Linked DNA regions of Mus musculus: region 1 is linked to region 2. The links are chromatin loops, found by intact Hi-C in ENCODE. Cell type or tissue: heart. All regions are shown on one strand.

Region 1 (8,000 bases), 250 kb after region 2:
TACCCACTCCTGGTTTGGGCTTGTGGCCTCAGCTTCCTGCCCCATGCCATGTGAACAGCCACCGTCTCATGTTTTAGCACCAGATGGAATCATCTGCCATGCTTCCCTGCTGTGAGGGTCTGAGATGGCGAGATAACCCCCTCCTCTCTTAGGCTGTCTGTGATAGTCACAGCAGTCCTAAAGTAACTAATACAATAGGCAACCAAGAATTAATTCATGCGCTCCATGTGGGCAGCTATGAACTTATTTCTTGTTGTTTTGGGGAACAAACCAGAAAGATTGGCACCGAGCCAGGATGTGTGGGTAGCAGAGGCTTTCCTATGACTGCCCTGTACCAATTTTTTCTTTCTTTTTCTTCTTTCTTTCTGGTCCTTCCAGGACAAAGGTTCTCTCTGAGTTGTACCCAAGTCCTGCCCCTTACCCCCCCACACACACACACTTTTGTTGAAAAGCTCATTCATGAAACTTTTATTCCACTTACACAAACTTTAATTCATGTGCTCTTAACAGTTGTGTTTGGATTGTTCACGAAAATTTCATGACATCAAAACAAAGCTAGGCCTCATCTCAAGTTATTTCCATGTGTTTGTTTTTGTTTTTTGTTTTTTTTTAACAACACATACATGTCAAGCAAGTATCAAAAAAGAAAAAAATCACAAAAGCTAAAAAGAAAAGGCTAAAAAAGAAAAAAAAAGAAAAAAAAAGCTAAATCCTTGGGATTTTGTTTACAGCTGTGCTTTGTTTACAGTTTGTTTACAGCAGTTCATTTCTGCTGCGTCTCGACTTTTGCATTTGTTCTTAGATTGCCTAAAACATTTAAATACAAGTAAACTATGTAGCAAAAATAATGAAAGCAAGTAGCACGTAACCTTACAAATAATGGACCATGAACTGTTTCTTCCCTTAGAGCAGACTGGGTTACAGCTCTGCCTAGGGACCACTGGTAAAGGGTGTGCATGTGAAGACACAGGATGTCAATGTGTGTCCATCCACTGGATGTTTGTACCACAGCCTAACAGGTGCCCCAAACCTTAAAGTACCCACAGACACCACACTCCAATTATGCCTTTTGTTCCTTACCAGCACAAAACGAATAGGCAGGCGATTTTCTTTGCTTAGCCATGGAAGCAGTTTTAACATTGGCCCTTCTGAAGCCACAATGTACCAAGAATACTATGCTAAACACACGTAACTCCTGTAAAAATTCCACATCCCCATATTGGCCACTTCAAGGTAAAAATGTGTACGTTCTTAAAGTCAAGGCATGTGTAGACAGACAGACAGACAGACAGACAGACAGAGTCTTGTATATATCTCAGGATGATCTAGAACTCAGTCTTTCTGCCCCAGGCTACTCTGCTGTCCCTGCCCCATTCTTTTAAAGTCCTGTTCTCTGGTCCAAGACGTGCACTGGGCACTAGGAACCCTAAGGACACACCTGCAAACAACCCCATCTCCCCCTGTCTCCGGCAGGCAGACCTCAATACCAACATCGATGACGAGGGCAGCGCCTTCTATGGGGTCTCCAGCCAGTACGAGAGCCCGGAGAACATGATTATCACCTGCTCTACGAAGGTCTGCTCATTTGGCAAGCAAGTGGTGGAGAAAGTTGAGGTAGGAGCCTCCCTGGTGGGTGTAGGGCAAAAGGGTGGGCTGTGTGCCTTCTCTTGGGGCCAGGATTGCTAAGGGGGCCCCTGGGCAGAGGTGGACGCCATGCCCCTTTCACTGCCCTTAAGGAAGTGCATATTTTGGGTTGGGCATGAGGCATCTGGTAAGTTACTGATTTAATTGCCTGTCCTGCACCTCAGAGCCCTGGCTGAGTCTTCTGGCTGGGATTCCTTTCAAGCCTTCCTTGGAAGCATCCCACATCTAGAGCAGGGCCAAAGCACAGGCTAGCCCAAGGATTTCTCCCTAATCCATCTGTGTCTCTGACAGCTGAGTGCGGGGCTAGGAGAGAGGCCTTTCCCAGGTACACAGCTCTCTAGAGGCAGAGGCAGGGGAGGTGGGTGTTCAGGGTTTGCTGTTTACTCCTTGAGTGCTGGAAACTTGTGGAGTCCCTTTGCTCCAGTTGTTGGGGTTTCTGTAAGAATCTGGGTGTGCTAGGCAAGTACCCTACCACTGAGAATACCCTCAATCAATCCCTGATTCCTCCTTCTCCCCCTCTCTCCCTCCTTCCTTTCCTCCTTCTCTCTCCCTCCCTCTCCCTTCCTCATTCCTTTCCTTCATCCTTCCCTCCCTCCCTCCTTCTCTCCCTCCCTCCCTCCCTCCCTCCCTCCCTCCCTCCCTCCCTCCCTCCCTCCCCCCTCCCTTCCTCCCCTCCTCCCCTCCACTCCTCCTTCCTTGAGATAGTCTTTAGATGCTCCTACCCAGAAGCACAGAGCTCACTTTTCAATTGTGGAGTGCCCCAGAGACCTTACACTTGGGGCAGAATTTCCTGCTTCTCTTCAGGGCAGGCAGCCTGGTGGTGAGCACAAGCTTAGAGGCCCTGTGTTGATCTCTGCACACCTCCCCCACCCCCACTTCCTGTTGGATGTTTGGGGTTGTGTTAATACCCCACCCCCATCTCTAAGGAAGTATCAGTTTGTCTTTATCATCCACTGGTTCCAATTGCAGTGACATTCCCATCCTATTGTGTAGTGACAAAATGGCACCAAAGCCTCCATCCCAGCATACCTGTGGCCCTAAAGTCTATGACCCTGTCTGTGCAATGACTAACACTGTGCATGGTGTTAGTCTGGTCACCTCTTGGCCCATGGGGAACTGAATTGATGCTGTTCTCCACCTGGGGGTGACAGCCACCTCATGTCAAACAGCTAGGTACCATGAAAAGGGACCGCTGCTTTGCAATCCCAATCCTAGAATGGCCAGGAAGCTTTCGATACGTACGTGTTAGCACCACCGATGCTCACTCATGTCACTGCTCTCCATCTTGGGAGCGTAGTCCAGTTGTAGCACTGGGTGTTTGCAAGTGTGTCGTGTTTTGTTTGTTTGCTGCTAAAGATGGATGCCCGGGCTCACTGTGGCTAAGCATCTATCTGTCCTGCCTCGGCAAAGGCAGTTTTTACAAAGCTCCTCTAGCTATTTACTTTTGTTAAACGTATCGAGGTATTGAGATGCCCGTGGCTCTAGCCAGTCATCATCCCACATGCCATCCCTCTAGCTCCTAGGCCAACAGTATCCACTACCAAGGTTCATGCACGTGGCAGTTCCATCTTGAAGGCGCTGCTATTCTCCCCCCACCTCAGCCTCATGTGCAACAACGCCTGCTCACTTGCCCTATCTCCTTGCTGCTACTTCGGCTACTTCCAGGTCTCCCGGAAGTGTCTGCCTGTCTGGTCAGTGACAAAAGGGAGAGGCGGAGAGGCCTGGCTTCATTCATGCCCATGAACCTGAGAGGATGACCCTACCTGGGACATCCCTGCCGACTTGGGCTTGGGCTGGAGGGGAAGGGATTCTAAGCCTCTGTTGTCCCTGGGGTTCTACAGACGGAGTATGCCCGCTATGAGAATGGCCACTATTTGTACCGCATCCACCGGTCCCCTCTCTGTGAGTACATGATCAACTTTATCCACAAGCTGAAACACTTACCCGAGAAGTACATGATGAACAGTGTGCTGGAGAACTTCACCATCCTGCAGGTATGATGTGGGGCAGATGCCCAGCGGGTGGTGCCGACGGCAGCTTCCGTATCCAGGGCTTTGACCCTCACCACCTTCTCGCCTGCAGGTGGTCACCAACCGAGACACACAGGAGACCTTGCTGTGTATTGCATATGTCTTCGAAGTTTCAGCCAGCGAGCATGGGGCTCAGCACCACATCTACCGACTTGTGAAAGAATGAGAGACTTGGAGAGCAATGGTAGGGGGGACAAGTCCAGGACATGGGGACCTGGGAGGGGACCTTCAGGGACAGTCCCCTGGAAGTGCCAAGAGAGCCAAGCAGAGTTGCCAGGTCTCTTCTTACCAGGAGCAAACTGCCTGATCTTGCAGTGCTCAACCCCCAATAAACCCAAGGTGTCAAGTATTTTCAGAGGAGCTAGTTTGGCCTGTGTGAGCCCAGAAGGGCAGGGGAGAAGGGGGCATCAGGAAGCAAGCTGGAAGCAATGGCCCAAAGTACTCCAGGACAGCCAAGGAACCAGAACCCCGGTGGACTCAGCCAGGCATATCACCAAGACACCAAAGCTCAAGACCCTTCTCAGCTGCTGGAACCTCACACTCCTGCTGCTGGTCACCCTAGTGGCCTGAGGACAGATTGCACGTAGGTCACACACCCAGAGATGCTGTGGGTGACTTTATGTACACTGTCTGTCTGTCCTGCCATCGGTGCCTGAGAATGGCTACTGCAGAAGGCTCCATCCCTGCAAACAGGGCTGGGTTTAGGTGTGGCTGCAACATAGTTGTTGGAGGGAGACTGGGTAAGAGCTACTCGGGTGGCTTTGTTCTTTCTGCAGTGGCCCTGCAGGGGGCAGGGTCTCCAAACTGAAGCAAGGCTTGGAGGTAGGGCGTCCTGCCTCAGGGCCAGCATTTCCAGCTGCCTGGCCTCCACAGGCTCCTCGGCTTCTCTATTAGTCTCTTTTCTTCTCTGCTCAGCACTGACGAGGGAGGGTGTCTGTAAAGTACCCGGGTCTTGCGGTGCCAGTTAAATAATCTAATCCTCAGCCCCATTGCTTCTCTCACTCTGGAGGGCCTGGATCTGTCTCTCTGCTGCCCTCTCAAGGCTTTCTGGTGTCTGCTTTCCCCAGTTGGAGCCAGTTCTAATAGTCTGGAGCCTCAGGAAGAAAGATACAACCTGGGCATGTTTGTGTGTATCCAGGACTCAGGGATGCATCTGTGAGGATGCAGAAATGGGCAGGGCAGCATTGTGGTGATGCTACAGAGGTGAGGGACAAGGGCTCTGGAGTCAGTCTAGCCTGACTTTGGTGTGCAACCTTTAAAAAAAAAATGTTGTGGTGCCTCAGTTTCCCCATCTGTAAAATGGGTATAACATTCACCTACCTCGTGTATGGACAGTGCCTCACACAGTGCTGAGCACATCCACATGTTCAATAAATATGCATTGGTACTAACCGTGAGAACTTCAACTCCAGCTAAGAACCCTGGCTGGAGAGCTATATGCACTAGGGTGGGGTGGTCCCTACAGTAACTGCCTGTCACAGAGAGGAGGAATCCGAGGGTCTCAGGGAAGAGGTAGTCCTTGAGGGAACAGGTTATGAGAGGAAGGTGGCTAATATTTATTGATGTTATTTCTGTGGTTTTTGGTGTTGGGGCCAAGGTTTGACACAGGCTAAGTGACTATGCCAGAAGTATGCAAATAGGCATATGGAAGGAGGTTGGCTGCATCTCAGATGAGGAAGACGGACAAGCCGCCCAGTCTTTCTGTAGCCCCAAATTCCTTCTCCTTAACTCAGAGCAATTTAACCCATATGCTGCTCCCTACCGTGTTAGGATGGTGGCTAGACCCAGGCCTCCTCCCTTCCTACTGCACTATGTAAAGGTCCTGCTATCAAACAGGGCCAGGGTCCCAGAAAGACTACTGCATCCCTGACCTTGTGACCAGGATTCACCAGTCCACGTGCAGGCCTATGTTTGCAGCCCTTCCCTCCCCCCCACCCCCCAACATCCTAGCCCTGGCCTCCTCCCCTGCTTATGCCGCCCAGGAGCAGAGCTCCTGCAAGCCCCAGCCTCAGACATTTCAGACTTCGATGTATGTAGTCAGCCTTTTTGGAACATGAAGGGTATAACCTTTTCCTATTGGAAGCAGGTCCGTTCAGATGTTCGGTCCCAGTGTGGGTCCTAAGTTTTTCCTGTGTTAACTGACCTCAGTGGCCTAATGGAAAGTCACCATATAAGACTGTCTTACTGCCTCTCCATTCAAGTTAACATGGCACTTGACTTAGGGAACCTCACTTATCCTGCCAAGCTGGTACTGTGCTGAAACCATTTGTCTTTTTTAGGTGAGATCTTCCTCTCTTGCCTGGGCTATTGATTCCAGTGATCCTCCTGCCTCAGCTTCCTGGGACTACAGGTGTTCCTCACTGTGCCCTGCTTTCCTATTTTAAAGACTGAAAAAACAAGGCCCAGAGAGCTTTGGGAAGTTGCTTAGGTTGTTGGTTGTATTTTTTTCATTTGTTTTGTGAGTGGTTGTTTGACTTCTGAGGTGTGGCAGACTCTGGGAATGCGTCCATGATCAGAATAGACAGGGTGGCTAGGAGTTTACTTTGGACTGAGGGGAGGGCAGTGACTGGAAACCAGTTAAGGAGACTTGTAGGTAGTGGGAAGTGCTGGGTGTGTGTGTGTGTGTGTGTGTGTGTGTGTGTGTGTGTGTGTGTGTGTGTACCCAAGGTCAGCTTCACTTTAAGGGAGGCTGTTGAGGTCTGACCTCTGCACTGACCACTGTAGAGAAGACAAGTGGATCGGAAGGAACATTCCGAGGGAGAATGGAGAGGCCTGGAGACAGGGAGGGGATGGGTGTGCCCCAGGGGTGTGCTGACTGACAGAGGTTGGACATACTGCCAGCGAACAGGCCAGGTAGGAAGGCAGGCAGCTCAGTCCTGTGGCCCCTGTGTTCCCTGTGTGGATGTGCACTTTGGAATGCTCTCAGGATGGTGGCAAGGCCTGGAGGTGTAGCAAGGGAACACATTCCTTTGATGCTATATTTAGAAATGAGCTCTAGAGCATTTGGTTTGTACAGAGGAGCAGGTGGAACTGTTGCTCCTGAGCCCATCTAGCCTGCTCCCCTGGGTGTCTGGGGCTGGAAACTTTTCTGGGTCTGCATCGCTTGGCAGCCAGGCTAAAGGCAAAAGAGAGTGAACCAGGCATGACCAGTGTCATTGGGTCTGTGAGATGACCAAGAGTCCCCAGAGTCCTGGGGATAGAGAGCCCTCCATCTTGGGAGTGGAAACCTTATGGTGTGTTATCTAGTTAGCAGGAAATGTTAGAGACAGGTGAAAATGTAGGGACAGGTGAAAGGTCTGTTGCCTCACAGGGTCTGACACTGATGGAGCAGATTGTGTCAACAATGTGTCACAGGAATGGAAAGAATGTGCCCTGAGTCCACCTCCCCACCCCACCCCACCCCAAAAAAACCCCATAAAACCAAAAATCAAATAAATGAATAAACACACACACACACACACACACACACACACACACACACACACAGAGAGAGAGAGAGAGAGAGAGAGAGAGAGAGAGAGAGAGAGAGCTTGTCTATGTATATGTGTAAGTGGCTGTGTCCTAGTCCTCTTCCATAGGCCTTGTGTCCCTAGTCTATGCACACTCAGTCTTTCCCAGGCTGGGGGTTGAGTCAGATGGCAGAGGTTGGAGGACTGAGGGAAGGCAGTGACTGTGGGCCAGTATAACACCTCTCTGGCCACCAGGCCAGAACAGTGGGAGCTGCCTCCAGGGTTGCTACCCAGGGGCCACCTGGGTCTGACCCCTGCTGAAAACCTGCTAGAGCTATGGTTGCAGGGTTCGGTGGCACCTTGGACAACCTATCTAACAGATCAGAAGGAAAACTACCTTTCCCCCCAAAGACTTGACTGTGTAGAATGTAGCTAACTAATATGCCCAGCCAGGCACCTGGCTGCACAGCTATAATTCCCTCTGCCCCCCAACTCCCAGGAGAAGAACGAGATCATCATGGACTACACAGTGAAGCCTAATCTCTGAAATAAATTTCTTTAAAAAGTGTCTGGAACTTGGCTTTTGTACATACACTTAGTGAATTAGAAAGGGCACAGGTATGTGTGTGCCTTCCTAGAGAGCCAGAGCCCAGGCCACGGGAATGGTGGCTTTTATTATTATTTTTTTTTTACACTCACAGATGTCTAATATTCAATTTTAAGGTTTTTGTAATTTTTTTTCTATGTAAGCCCCCTTCATCTCTTCAAATCCTCAGTAAAGTCTGCTACAAACACAGATATCTGCGCTCGTGTGATTTCTTTGTACAGAAATGGAGTTCTGTGCCTGTTACGGAGCACCCAGACCAGGAGTGCCCAT
Region 2 (8,000 bases):
TAATCTCACCTACCTACGGTTGTTTTTCAATAAACTAAAAAAGTTCCAGATGAATAAAGAAAGAGATGGTGTCAGAAGTGAGGGTGACACAGTTGGTTTTTTTCTTTTCCAATTCACTCTTAAAACTGTTTCTAACTTTAATGTATAATTTCACTTGATGTATCTCATGAGAACACTTAAAATGCTTACAAATGAAAACAACCAACAGAACTGTGGTGATTTGTATATGCTTGGCCCAGGGAATGGCACTATTTGGAGGTGTGGCCTTGTTGGAGCAGGTGTGGGCCGTAGGTGTGGACTTTAAGACCCTCATCTTAGCTGCCAGTCTTCTCCTAGCAGCCTTCAGATGAAGATGTAGAACTCTCAGCTCCCCCTGCACCATGCCTGCCTTGATGCTGCTGTGTTCCCACCTTAATGATAATAGACTGAACCTCTGAACCTGTAAGCCAACCCCAATTAAATATTGTCCTTATAAGAGTTGCCTTGGTCATGGTGTCTGTTCACAGCAGTAAAACCCTAACTAAGACTAGAACTTTATTTTATTTACATATTTTCATGCTGAATGCGTTCCCATGTCAGAAGTTTTTGTTGCTTTGGTTGCTTCTAGAATATCTTTTCTTCTGAACAGCCTTGTCTTCCGTCTTTGGAACAGCTTGTTTGTTTTCAGTGTGGACTGTCTCCGTGTAGCGAGGCAGGGGAGCTCACTGGTGGGCTAATGGCCATCCTGGATGCTTTGTTCAGCTGGATGTTTAATGATAAAAGAATCTACACCCAAGCCCTCACGCTGAACTTTTGGTTCTCAGGCATCTTGTCTCGTTACTGTTCACTCCCAGAAGTTACTGCCTGCCTCTCAGGGAACATCATGCATAGCTACTCAGCCTGAGGCTTGGATAGACACTTAACCAGCGTGGGTTACAAAGTCCCACAGACGGACAGCAGGAACATGCAGAGACATTTCTGAGTGGGTCTGCTCATCCTCTGACATGCCACAAAGTTGTAAGCGTCAGACGAGCTCATGATTCGTGAGCTCAGCCTGACCTGAGAATGGAAATCAAGACATGAAAATTTCTAAATGCGTTTTAAGCTCTGGTGTGTAGATCAGGCACTTCCTTCACAATGCGACAGGGCACCAAGCACAAACCATAGATCTACAAATTGATTCAGGAACAGTCTGATGAAGTCACATCTCCAAGCATCAGATAACCAGAGACTTTGGTGGTGCCCTGCTGCCATCTAACCCAGCCTAGTCCAGAATTGCTTCTCCCTTTGTATCATATCTATACTGTAACGACATTTGAAACCTGCTTGGGTGGTATCAACTCAGGTCGTAGACAGCTGAATCACATCAATTTGCCCAATCCTGACTTTCTCATTTAGAGACTGTTCTGGAGAGTTCCACAATTGCGGTGTTTTTCTAAGAGAATCTGGGTGGTGCTCTAGGGCCCCACACAGTGACTGGAAGCTGAGGAACTATAGCCAGACCTCAGGTGGAAAGTGGGTCCTGCTTTAGCCTGGGCGTGCTTTGCCATCATGAGGACCCTGTTAGCAGAAGAGTGGGATACTCAGATGACAACTGACAGAGAAGGGTACACCCTAAGACCCCTCCTTTCTCCACTCCCTGTGGCCTTGGAGGAGCCTGAAGGAGGAGCAGTGCATACAGAAACCAGGAGAGAGGCTGTGTACTGTATCCGAGAATCTTGGAGTGGGTAACGGGCAGTACTGCCTTCAAATCATGGACACCTGAGAGCTAGGAAGAAATGAATCCCATTGTGGTCTGGGAAGAGATTCGGATGTCGGTGTCAGGCTTGCCACACTTCATGGTCTTCAGAAGCCAAGCTGAGTCCCAGGCACATGCTGGCCTCAAGAATGCCTTTTCGTAACAGTTATCAGCTGTCACCTCCCATCTCGAACTGAGGGTACAGAGTGTGGCACGGCAAAGTTCATTCCAGATCCTCTGTGTTCACAAACTGACATGTCAACTTTTCCGTGCTGTTCAGTGTCTGAAAACAAGCTGACTCAGTGGAGTCCCCTACAGAGAGCGGACCACAGAGGAAACCTGTTCAAATGCCCTACAGTACTTGTCTGAGCCAACATAAAGAAGGCAAGTACTGAAAATAAAGATAATTATTGCCTTCAAATCCCAGACAGCTCTGCGACAAGGCTGGGAGTACGTCCCCACCATGGTGCCATATTTGACTATGCCATCTTTGAGATCCCACTTGGGAGACCACAGTGCCTAGGGTGATCCAGGCCAGTCTCATCCAGGCTCTATTTACACAGCTGCCTCCTTCCGCAGATCTCTCTTCTCTGCTGTGAAGTCTGATAAATCAGAGACAGTCTCTCTAATAAAGACAAACCCAATAGTTCAACAGCTACTAGGGGCCTGCATGTCTAAAGGAGAGTGGGAGGTGGGGGGGAAGAAGAGGACATGGTCACCAGCATGTGTTGCCACAGCCAGTGACAAAGGCTCTTCTTTTTTGCTCTTTTTTTTTTTTAAAGATTCATTTTATTTATATGAGTACACTGTAGAAGAGGGCATCGGATCTCATTACAGATGGTTGTGAGCCACCATGTGGTTGCTGGGAATTGAACTCAGGACCTTTGAAAGAGCAGTCAGTGCCCTTAACTGCTGAGCCATCTCTCCAGCCCCGACAAAGGCTCTTCTGTCCTGCAGTTGCTAGGACAACTAGCCTCTGCCATTGAGTTTCCATTTAAAGGGATGATGGGTTCACTGGTGTCTGTCATGCAGGATGCCAGAAACACACAGCAGGAGTCTGCTCCTCCTGGCACCGTGCAGTGCTAGCCCTCGTGGGCATTGGCCCGCTGCGGCCCGCTGTGGCCCGCTGTAAGCCTTGCCATCCCTGGAGCCCTGCAGACCTGTAGATAAGACGGGGGCTAAAACTTTGAGGAGACCCTTCCTCACACCGTGTCCCATCGTTTGCCTGTCTGCTGGGGGGGAGGGGCTGGGGAGGGGTGGTTCCTGAAGGAACCGCAAACCAAGAAACGTCCTCCCAGGTGCACCCCTGCTGTGGGCCTTTCCTGTCATCCACGCGGGCAGCCAGCAGGGGGGGCAAGAGCCATTCTGTTTTCCTATCCCTGACTCCCTCCCCCTCGACCTAGAGGAAATCAGCCGCAAGGGGGAGCTAGAGGGAGACGGCTGTCCTCAGCACAGAGTCTTTGCAGGAGATTCAATTCATATCGGAAACACAGAGCCCTGACAAATTTATAATAGACCAGTTCCTTCCTCCTTCCCTGACTTCTCAGCCCGGAGCTGATCTTCATTTCACCGAATGTCTAGATTATCTCACTTTCTCCTTAAGGAAGCTGGTAGTGGGAGAGAGGGAGGGAGGAAGAGGGGGGTCAGGGGCAGGAGGAAGACCTACTCTCTGGAATTCGTTGCAAAAAATGTGAATGAAAGCCGGGCGTGGTGGCACACGCCTTTAATCCCAGCACAGTGGGAGAGAGGGAGGGAGGAAGAGGGGGAGGCAGAGGCAGGAGGATTTCTGAGTTCGAGGACTGCCTGGTCTACAAAGTGAGTTCCAGGACAGCCAGGGCTATACAGAGAAACCCTGTCTCGAAAAACAAAAACAAACAAACAAAAAAAAAAAAAGTGTGAATGACGCTTAAGGATGAAGAGGGAGGTTTCAATTTGATAGCTGTAGCGGTACGTAGGGTGCTGGGGCATTCCCCGGGATCTTCTCTCTGTATTCATGCGTTTGTTTAAAATGTCTTTGCTAGAATTAAAAAGCAGTAACCCAAGTCCTCAGGACCCGGTGAAGTATTGTCTGTGCTGAGGTACCATGGATGCAGGCTACAGCTTCAAATAAAACCTCCAGTGAACGAGCTCTGTAGCATTAAACAAGACGTCTTTTTCAGTACCCAGTCCCTCCTCTGCCCTGCTTTAAACCCTCTAACCTACACTCCGGGCAAAAATGGGTGAGAATCACGTTAGTATGTGGCTGCTTCAGTTACATGCATGGGCTGGGGGGGGTGGGGGGGGGCAGGGGGCTTGGTACACTGATGGTGTGCAAAGGAAGGGACAGTCACTGAAGACTCTGCCTCTCACCTGAGACAGGACAGTGGCGACCCAAAGTCAAGGAGAGATTCTCAGACATGACTTGAAGAAAGACTTCCCCCTTCCCCACCCCAGAAATCACTACTCAGCCACCCTCTGCTTCAGCTGGGTGAAGACCCTGGGAATTTCCTGTCACCCTGAAGCCTCAAGTGGAGTCACCTGAGGCCAGTGAGTCCGATGGCCTAGGCCCCTCAACTGTCCACCACCCATTGGCCAATTACACAGTTTTGTATCTGACTTTGTTTTTACGGTTTTTATTTGTCTGTTTGTTTTTGTATTCTTTGTTCTAAACACGATTCCTCCAAATTGAGTTAGCATCACTTCCTCAAAACACTACTGTTTAGCTTTAGGGTGGGAAAGGAAAAGAGGTTCAACCAGTGTTTTAACAGCAGCAACAGGGCCTCAGGTGGCACAGCGGGGTCTCTGAGGTACCTCAAAGCAAGCAGAGCAGGGTGTCTGCTGTTTAAGGTTTCAGACAGAAGGGAAGAAAAGTAGGCTTAGTTAATATGTGGCCTATGCTGCATGGCCAAGGTAGGGGAATAGGTCATACTTGGGTTAAATGACAGGGGTCGTCGATCTGTCTGGGTAAGGGGGTGAGGCCTAGTTAATGTGTGAGCCATTTCCGGGACAGTAGTCAGGCAGATCCTGCCACTCATCCCTGTGTAGCGGGGTGGGGGAACCTCCGTGTGTCCTTGCTCTCTTTGTAATCTTCTCTGCTTATGGCCTGGTAAACTGGAAGACTTGGGGTCTCAAGTCAGGAAGCAGTCGGCTTCCGGCTGAATTAGGGCGTCATTGGGTTAGAAGGTCTCCTTGTTTGGTAGTGGGTAGTCAGGAGACAGTCCTTGGGTCAGAGACACCATGGTATTTGAATTCCCGTACCAGGAGGACACAGGGGGACATTGTCAACTTGTGAAACCATTTGGAGTTGGATTTGTTGAATTCTGGAATAAATGAACAAGGATAATTACAGGAGTTACCAACTAAACCGGCACATCAACGGAAGCAGCAGGAAGCAACACCCAAGACTTTACTCAGCTTCCAAAAAGATACATTTGTTACTCTGTTGGACTTTTTCTGATTTGTTCAAAACAAGGAGGCAGGCTGCTTCTGAGATGGGTTAGAGGAGTTCATGGGAAGGCAAAAAAAGAGTAAAGGTCGTTTTTTAGTAGGGTTTTCAACATTGTCTGTAAAGTTAATCTCTATCAGAAACAAAGAAGCTTTTGAGTTCACACCAGGAAATCAGATTAGTCGGGATTAGCAGTTGGAGTCTTGAGTGACCTACACCAACAGGCAGAGGACCAGAAAAACTAGTTTCCTGCAGTCCTCTGTAAGGAGTTTGCCAAAGCTCAACGTCATTGTTATTCCCCAGAAGTTACTGAAAACAAGCTCTTAACGATGGTGAGGTGGCTCAGCAGGTTAAGAGCACTGCTCTTCCAGAGGTCCTGAGTTCAATTCCCAGCAACCACATGGTGGCTCACACCCATCTGTAGTGGGATCCCGTGCACTCTTCTGGTGTGTGAGGACAGTTACAGTGTACTCATTATAAATGAAATAGATACATCTTTAAATCTGTATCCAGTGAAAAGAAAACAAGCTCTGACTTAGGGAAAGAGGCCGGGAGGGATCTGGGCAAAGGGAGCTGGGAGGAGTGGGGTGGGGGGGGGGGTGTTCAGGATGTACTGTATAAGAGAAGACTATTCTCAACAGAGAGAGGGGGGCTGTAAATATTTTCATGTGAGACTTGCTGTAGTGTGGACAGCTGTGATGGGTGAATCGGCCATCTGTGCCTACCAGTTACACTGTGGCTGTAGCAACATTTTTATTCTCTGTATAACAGCCAGGAAAAAAAAAAAAGCTTTATAAATAAAATCTGGACATGTTGGGCCTCTTTTTTTAAAAAAAATGTAAAGGCCAGTTGAACACAAGCTCACTCATCTCTGCCTGTTTCGTGGTCCCAGCGACACAGCTGCCTCTAGGAATTCCCCACTGCCATCACCACCATGAAGCACTGGGTCCCTTCAAACCGTGAGCCAAAACAGACCTCTCCTCCACTCTATCAAAGCCAGAAGAAAAGCAACACTTTGGGAAATGAAAAATAATAATATACCTGAGGAAACACCCCATGTACCGTTGGGTTAGGGAAAAAAAAGTCATTCCACACTATTACCTTGGGAAAGACACCTATTTGCAGCTGCCCCCACAGAACCCCTGAGACCACATAACTCACACCCAACTCAGCAAAGCACTGTCCACCAGATCTAAGTATGCATAGCCTGCTAAATGCTAGACAGAGACACAGGAAAGACAGGACACATCTGGAGCCAGAGAGCCTCGTGTGAGGACGGTTGCCAGGGTGTAACCTCTCCTGCCCTCGGGACCCCAAGGACTGTGGTGCTGCTGCCACTCACTAGGAAACGCTCCATGTTTTGTCCAGAGCTTCTTGTAGAACAACCCTCCACTAAGCTCCCCCAGGGAGGAGGAGTACTTAAAAATGGAAAATACTGTAGAAGCTTAATTTCCTCAACTGGATAAAGGTTCATGCTCAGGTTGGGATCCCTGAGATACCTGGCCCTGTGTATGTATGTGTGTATACATATATGAATATGTATATATATACATGTGTGTGTATGTGTGTGTGTGTGTGTGTGTGTGTGTGTGTGTGTGTGTGTACGTGTATATTTCACCTCCCTCACATGCGGTCTTTGTGCACAACCAGCACAGGGTTGAGCAACACCCCAAACTAAGGGACCAGGCATATAAGCACTGAAGACCAGGGGCCTGACCGCTCCCTCAGGGCTCCAGATCCAGGAGATGGACCGAACTTTAGAAGTGTGTTCTGCCTCGATAACGAGAAGCACCACACGCATGGTTTTCCATCCTGGGGTCCATGCTGGCACTATAAACACGTGGGAAAGAAAGGAGTTGGTGACTGTGGGGGTGGTGGCCTTATCGACAGCAATCAGGGATCCACAGGGCCAATCTCTGCTGAGGATAGGCTGATGTGAGGAGGCTGATATGAGGCTGTAGGGCTCCTTTCCTCCTGGGTCGCTCACCTTTCCCTGAGCCCGTAGTTACGGTTTTGAGCTTTCCCAGGGCACAGAGTTTTTCTGATCGCTCTTGTAATTTTTTCTTCTTCATACAGATGGGAAATGAGGGAGCCATGCTAAAACTCCAAGTACTTAGGGGGACCTGGGTGACCCCTGGAGCCTAGAGGTGGTGTCAATGAAGCTCAATGGGAGCGAGCACAGCAAGACAACCATCCCTCCATCAGCCACGCCCTCTTAGGGATCTTATCAGTCTTGTGGCTGCTACGGCTGATTTTCAACCTACATAGGGACAGTGGCCTCCTCTCTCCCTCCCTCCCCCTCTCTCTCTCTCTCTCTCTCTCTCTCTCTCTCTCTCTCTCTCACATGATGTGTAAAGGTAACACCCTGAGGACCTGAATTCAGGGGTGGGACTGTGAGACCCCGACTTAGAGCGTTTCTCCCTGGAAGGTAAAGCCCCTGGACGTTCCCCAAGCTTGTTTCCCCTGATCTCTAAAAATACAGCCAGAAAGAAGCTCTTTGTTCTCTATAGCCAGCAAAGAGCCTTTTTGTTTCTATACTTTACAACCAGAGATGCCTGCCTTCCTGTGCCGAGGACACAGAGATAAAAATTCAGAAAGAACTCACTCCCCACTCCTACCTTGTAAAGTTCACCAAGGACACCCGGAAGAGAAGAACTCTCCTCCCAACTCCTCCCAATTCCTCAGCTAGCTGTTAAAAGTCCCCTACTGTCACCGCTTGGGGTCGAACTCCCCTGCACTGCAGAGGGACTTCGTCCTCAGCTAGCTGATAATAAAACCTTTTGCAGTTTGCATCAGGTGTGGTTTTCTCTCGGGTTATTGGGGTGCTGGCCAGCTCATCCCGGGACTTGAGCAGAGGCC

What was found. A loop is a pair of places that touch in the nucleus more often than their neighbours do. Peaks named below come from ENCODE experiments on the same cell type or tissue, not always from the same donor. Only the 100,000 strongest peaks of a DNase experiment are listed, where the experiment ranks them.
Region 1: a loop joins it to region 2, with 2.9 times the contacts of the local background. A loop is called at or near these places in 4 of 42 quality-filtered maps.

Annotation. Positions count from the first base shown.
Region 1 is chr6:128,224,206-128,232,205 of GRCm38, reverse strand. It overlaps Tead4 (TEA domain family member 4), which reads left to right. Exons shown (of 12, transcript NM_011567.2): 10 at 1,474-1,614; 11 at 3,486-3,638; 12 at 3,727-5,063. The coding sequence ends at 3,840. Among named protein-coding and RNA genes, the nearest start is that of 9330102E08Rik, 44 kb to the right of the region's middle. In heart, a CTCF peak has its summit at 4,460 (motif pointing right); no DNase peak of the experiment used is centred here; H3K27ac peaks cover 891 bases.
Region 2 is chr6:128,475,058-128,483,057 of GRCm38, reverse strand. The region is part of intron 2 of Gm10069 (predicted gene 10069); the gene reads right to left. Among named protein-coding and RNA genes, the nearest start is that of Gm10069, 40 kb to the right of the region's middle. In heart, no CTCF peak of the experiment used is centred here; a DNase peak (open chromatin) is centred at 3,107; H3K4me3 peaks cover 794 bases.